Linked DNA regions of Homo sapiens: region 2 is linked to region 1. A link is a loop called in an ENCODE intact Hi-C map of the cell type or tissue named here. Cell type or tissue: endothelial cell of umbilical vein. All regions are shown on one strand. Links, peaks and the distances in the headings refer to the core of each region. The heading gives the core; the rest is flanking DNA. Region 1 holds the start of CLGN (calmegin). Region 2 overlaps SCOC-AS1 (SCOC antisense RNA 1).

Evidence for each region. Hi-C counts contacts between places; a loop is a spot of excess contacts. Peaks named below come from ENCODE experiments on the same cell type or tissue, not always from the same donor. Only the 100,000 strongest peaks of a DNase experiment are listed, where the experiment ranks them.
Region 2: it touches region 1 in a loop (13-fold over the local background); 12 of 110 quality-filtered maps call a loop at or near these places.

Annotation. Positions count from the first base shown.
Region 1 is chr4:140,426,424-140,429,340 of GRCh38, forward strand. CLGN (calmegin) reads right to left here and starts at 1,225. Exons shown (of 15, transcript NM_004362.3): 1 at 1,114-1,225. RefSeq lists an enhancer at 382-431. In endothelial cell of umbilical vein, for the core only: a CTCF peak has its summit at 1,291 (motif pointing right); a DNase peak (open chromatin) is centred at 1,138; H3K4me3 peaks cover 1,114 bases; H3K27me3 peaks cover 203 bases.
Region 2 is chr4:140,358,709-140,361,625 of GRCh38, forward strand. All of the region lies in intron 2 of SCOC-AS1 (SCOC antisense RNA 1), which reads right to left. It also overlaps a transcript of SCOC not described here. Among named protein-coding and RNA genes, the nearest start is that of SCOC-AS1, 13 kb to the right of the region's middle. In endothelial cell of umbilical vein, for the core only: a CTCF peak has its summit at 1,292 (motif pointing left); a DNase peak (open chromatin) is centred at 1,373.

The DNA of each region.
Region 1 (2,917 bases), core at 160-2,659:
ACAGAGAGTACAGAATATCTTGTTCTGAGGATTTGGAGATGAGATCTAAATGTTACTGGAAGATCAAACCAATAAGACGTGAAGGCAAAACTCCAAACTGAAAACAGGTCAAACTTACAATGACCCAAAGGAGGGCTACCTCGAGTGATGTCGACATTTGTAAAACAAGCAAAATCATCAGATGAGATCGGGATTTTGCCTGCTTTTAAGCAACAAAAAGTTTATACGTTAATGAACTCTTTTCTAATTTGAGACTTCTTCCTGTGGCCACGTTATTTACCTTTTCTCTCCCAGTCCTGAGCTTTGGTTGCCATTTGCTTTTAACTCCCAAGCAAACACCTCCTCTTTGTTGCTTGGGCAGATGCTATAAATAAAATCAGCGAAAGTGTCTGATTGATGGTAAACAGGCCTGGGGCGATAATGAGTCTAGTAATTAGGGCCTCTCTGGATTCAACCCAGCCCTTTCGCCCGCCCCCCGGCGGCGCACAATGGGCTCTGCGCGGGTATCGAGGGAGCGGCCAACAGTCCCTGGCCCCACCGCCGTGAAGTGGGGTCCCTTCGCTTCCACATAGGTGGAGACTGAGACAGCCGAGCCTATTTTGATCTCGTTTGGGTTTCTGTAAGGAGCAGTCAGCAGAGTGAGCAGCGCCCAGACGCGCCCCGGGCCCCCTCTACAACCATTGGGAGAGCGCCCCGGGCTCAAGCGTGGAACGGGGCTGCAATGGCAACCGCTGGAATAACGGCCTCGGCTCCCGGTGGCTCCTCAAGCCCGCAGGGGAGGCCGGCCGGGCTAGGCACCTAGCTGTCCCCGTGCTCGTCCGCCCCAGCCCGGGCGCAGCAGGTGGATGCGGCGGTGCTGAAGACACAAAGGGTCCCAGGTGGCACCACCTCCTGCGTCCACCCACGGGGCCGCCAGAGCCCAGTCAAGACCCTAGCTCGCTGCAGCCCCATCGCCAGACTCAACATCCACCCTCACTTGGCCCCGACCGGTTCAGCCCTCTGGCGGCAAAGTAACGGGGTGCCTGGGGGAAGCAGCAACGACTCCGCTTCCTCACCCCAATCTGCGCGCAAAGGGCAGCGGGACAGCGGGAACGCGGCCTGCTGCTCACGCACCTCTCTTGCGGCCTGTTTTCGGCAGTGACAGCTCAGATGTCCAAGTCGTTGCCACTTGGTCCCCGCGTCTCTTCAGACCAGTCCCGCCGGCGGCCGCGCAGCAGCGACTACTAACCGCGCGTGCGCGTGCGGTGGCGGGCGGGAGGCGGTGGCGGCCCGAGGTGTGTGCTACGCGCTCCTGCTCCGAGGGGCTCAACCGCCTCCAGGGGGAGCCGCACATGGAGCCTGTGCCGCCGCCGGCCGGTTGTGGCCTGGACCCCGCTCCCGGGTTAGCCCAGGAGGAATTCCCCCTGCAAGTCCGAAGACTTTTCCTCCTCTGAGCTCCCGCCCTCTCTGCAGACCGTGCTACCTCCTGTTGCGCAATGATTGGGTCCTGAATTTTATGTAAATCATATTTATGAACAACGTCCAGTAATAAGTGCAGCAAGATTAGGGCTCTAGGTTTTCTCCAGAGTTCTAGATGTTAACAGATCTGCAGTCATGGTGATTAATAAGGAGCTTTCCTGTCTGGTGTGTGTATATGACAAATACAGATGCGTTAAGTGTTAATAAATACATTGTATATAAAACAATATGTTCTTTTTCTCTCGAACAACACTATTAATAAGAGCTGCTAACATTTATTGTGTTCATTGTGCTCTAAGGGGCTTACATTCATTGTTTAACCTTCGTGGCAACCCAGGTGATGAAACTGATGGCAACTTGCTCGAAGTTACACAACATGTAAACAGTGGAAACGGGATGTAAATCAGGCCTGTCTCTCTCAGAGCCTGTAGTTTCAAACACATTGAAATAAATCTTAGCATAAACGTAGTTTATGCTATGATTATGCAATCACAAGCTGCTTTGCCTTTTATATATTGGATCAATATTAATTTTACTACTTAATATTTTATAGTAAATCTTGACTTTGAATTTGGTATAACAATTTAATTTTATTGGAAGATTAATTAACAACATTTAATTGACTTGTGAGTCTAAGACCCTTGTTGAAGAGTTTCAATCTTAAGGGTTTGGTGGCATTCCGTGCACAACGTATCATTATTGGCTAGGGGTCAAGATCACTGAGTTTTTTCACATTGCTTCACTAATTAAGACCAGCATTTCTAAACTTTTGACTTTGTCATCTCTGGGAGAGTGTTTGGATAGTGTTAAAATTTACTGGTTAAAAAGACATTTTGTTTGAGATACTTTGTAACAATATTATACCCTTTATTTCTTTCTTCCGTCCTTCTGACTTCTATTATTCAACATACTTCTGTGGCCCATAACAAATACACTTGAACTGCTAGAGAGGGATTTTTTAAAGGATCCATTCAAAGTTTGCAGTGAGGAAGCTGAAAACTAAAAATGTAAGAATAGTGAATTTTTGCAAGATTTAGTAGTATCTTCTTGGTCACATAGTACTCAAAACCTTGAGAACATTTTTTTACTCTTTGGCTGCTACATTCACTGCCTCCATAAATTAAACTCTAACTCCATAAAATCATCTAAAAGAGGTCCTCACCCCCTCCAGTCCCTGTGCCATTTCTCTAGTTTAGATTCTCACTACTTTAGAAACTGTTGTTCAGAGTTACCTAACTAGTTGCCCCCCTTCAGAGCCTCCCACCTACACTTCGTAGTTTAATCCTCAGCTCATTCAATAGTTTCCAATGACCCTTCATTACCCACAGCATGAAATCTAATCTCTAACCTTGAAATTTAAGGCCTTAACATATCTCCAAAATTATTTGCCACTTATTGAAAGGATGATTGAATATAATATTTATAATTTGTTTAATAGGCAACTTTTCATCAGAATAAT
Region 2 (2,917 bases), core at 324-2,823, 68 kb before region 1:
TTTGTGGTTCATTTGGGGAAACCTGGTTGAGAAAGGCTAGGATTCTGAAATAGAAAATTCCCTTTGGAAAACTGCATAAAATTTACTTAGCCTTCTTAAAATAGAATCACCATTCCATTTTAATCACCATTCTATTAAATGGAATCACCATTTCAAGAAAGAGGAAGAACTTATATTTCTGTCACCTAGAATACCTATTCATTTGGACCAAGAACTCTTTGATTTATGAAAGTTGAACAGATTAAGTGCAATTCCACCAGGATTTAACATGTATATAACATATTTTGCATTTTCATTCAGTGTTTGTTACAGAATGAGAGAAATGTCTTTAAGAAACTATTTGTTCTGTATATTATGGCTGTGTAACAATTTACCCACAAGTTTGTGTTGTAGAGCGACAGCGTTTCATTTTGCTCACTATTTTGTGGCTGAGTGATTCAGGAAGGGCTTAGCTGAGCAGTTCTCCCTTAGGGGTCTCTCCTGCAGCTACAGTCAGATGTGGGTGGGGGCTGCGGTCATCTGAAGTTAGACAGGCTGTGTATCCAAGGTGGCTCACTCACACAGCCACGGTGGAAGCTGGCTGCTGGCTGGGAGCTGAGCTGGAGCTGTCATTTTGAGCACCTACATATGGTCTCTTCAGTATAGTGGTTTGGGGGGAATTGTATTTCTTCTTGGTGGCTAGTTTTCCCTAGAGTAAATGTTCTAAGACCAACAAGGAAGGTTGTGTGTACTTTTTATGATTGATTCTTAGAAGTCACACAGCGTCACTTCCATTACACTCTCTGGGTGGAAGCAGTCCCAAGCCTGTTCAGCTTCAAGGGGAAGGAACGTAGGAGAGGATGTCTGTGAGGGCATGTCAAGGGATTTGTGACCATTTAAAAAATCACCACAGCTGGTCCTCTGGACACAGATTATTTATATCCTTCTAAATTTACATCCTTCCAAATGCAAAATACATTTACTCTCTCAAGACGCCCCAGAAGTCTCATTCAATATGACATCAGACTCAGGCTGGAGACGTGGGATCTAAAGATGCCCATGCAGATATGAGTGAGGCTCCTCAGGGATGGTCCTTCAGATGCTTTGTACTCTCTCTAAAGACCTGTGAATTAAAGGCTCCTCACACACCCAGGATACAATAGTGAGGGATAGGACAGCATACATGCTCTTCCTCCGCATGGAACTCTAAACAAGATCCCATTTTTTCTTTAGTCGCTTGGGTTCTACTACCAGGCAGGCAGTGTGCTAGAGTCAGAAGACTTTTTGTCGCCCCCTTGTGGTGAGGCTTCAGGCAAGCCACTTGACTCCTCTGGGTCTCATTTTCCAGGTATAATGAAATAAGACTGACAGGTCCCTTGAGAACTATTTCAGCTCAACAGTTCTGTGATTTCGTGAAATGCCAAAATTGTGCTACTTGGATATGAACAGACACAAATCATTGTGCATAATTAAGAACATTCCACAAGTAGAGAATGTTACTAAAGGATAAAATTAAAGTATGAATTAATAAAGAAGTAAATTTTGTGGGAAATAGAAGCTGATTTTGAACCAATTTTGCCACTAGAGGTCACCAGCATACCATCTCAAAGAGAATAAATAGGCTTTTGTCACTAATAGTTCCCTGTGTAGAACCCCTAAGTGGCATTCACGGTGTCTTTTCATTTACTTGGAATATCTCCTGACAGTTGTCAGAGACATATGTTATGATGAGGTGATGTCAGTGTCCCTCTAGGTGATGTTCCCAGTGTACCTAACGTTCTGTAAGCGTGAAGAGCCACCACCGGAACAGTAAGGAAAATGACTTTCTAGGATTTTCTGCTTTCTCACTGGGATGCGATGAGGGGCAGAGAGATAACTTGATAGGAAGTAATATAAGCTCTGAGGCGAAAAGGCAATGTGGAAATCCAGTGTCATCCTCAAATGCAGCACAGACATGTCAGCTTTTTTATGACACAGAGAAAGTACGGACTGGGAACAGAGCACTCGTTTATTCAGCCAATGTCTGTGGACCTGCCTTCAGGCACTGTGCTTGGCAGGGGCTATATCAATGGAGAAGATGCAGTTACTACCCTCAAGGGATTTAAGAAATGAAGTACAGGAGGTTTCTATTCAGATTCAATATTTTAATAAAAAATGTTTTTATTAATGGCCATTGACTTCTACTGATGCTTCCTGAATCTCCAGCTCGTGTGGTTCTCTTCCTTTTTGAACTTTAGATATCCATCCAGCACCTTCTGCGACATTTTGTAGTATTTCCCTTAAGATACTGTATAAAGAAGGAGGAAGAAAAATAGGAATTTGACACAGAACTAAAGATTATTCCATTTAGAGGTTTTTGGGAGAAGCAGGCTGGGATGGGCCCTGAGTTTCGCTACATATTTTTGCTGGTATGCCAAGAGTACTGACACCATGCCAGGCAACTTCTCTCAGATTTTCTTATTTTATCTTGCTGACAGACCTGTAGGGACAGGCACTGTAATCACCATTTCTGTCAATGGTCCCTTGCAGCACGGCAGTGGGTTTTTTTTTTTTTTTCTGGAAAGTGATGCTAAGAGTACACTTTAGGACTTTTATATCAAAGCTAGAACTGACTGTCACGTGACAATGTTAAAATGCTGACTTCAGTTGCGGCCAATGGTGCTTGTTAGGAAAAACTCTATTAAACTGTATTTTAGGCCAGCGCAGTGGCTCACACTTGTGATCTCAACATTTTGGAAGGCCAGGGTGGGAGGATCACTTGAGCCCAGGAGTTTGAGACCAGCCTGGGCAATATAATGAGACCTCATCTCTACAAGAAATAAGATTAGCGAGGCATGGTTCTGTGCCTGTAGTCCCAGCTATTTGAGAGGCTGAGGCAAGAGAATCACTTGAGCCCAGGAAGTTGAGGCTGCAGTGAGCCATGACTGTGCCACTGCAC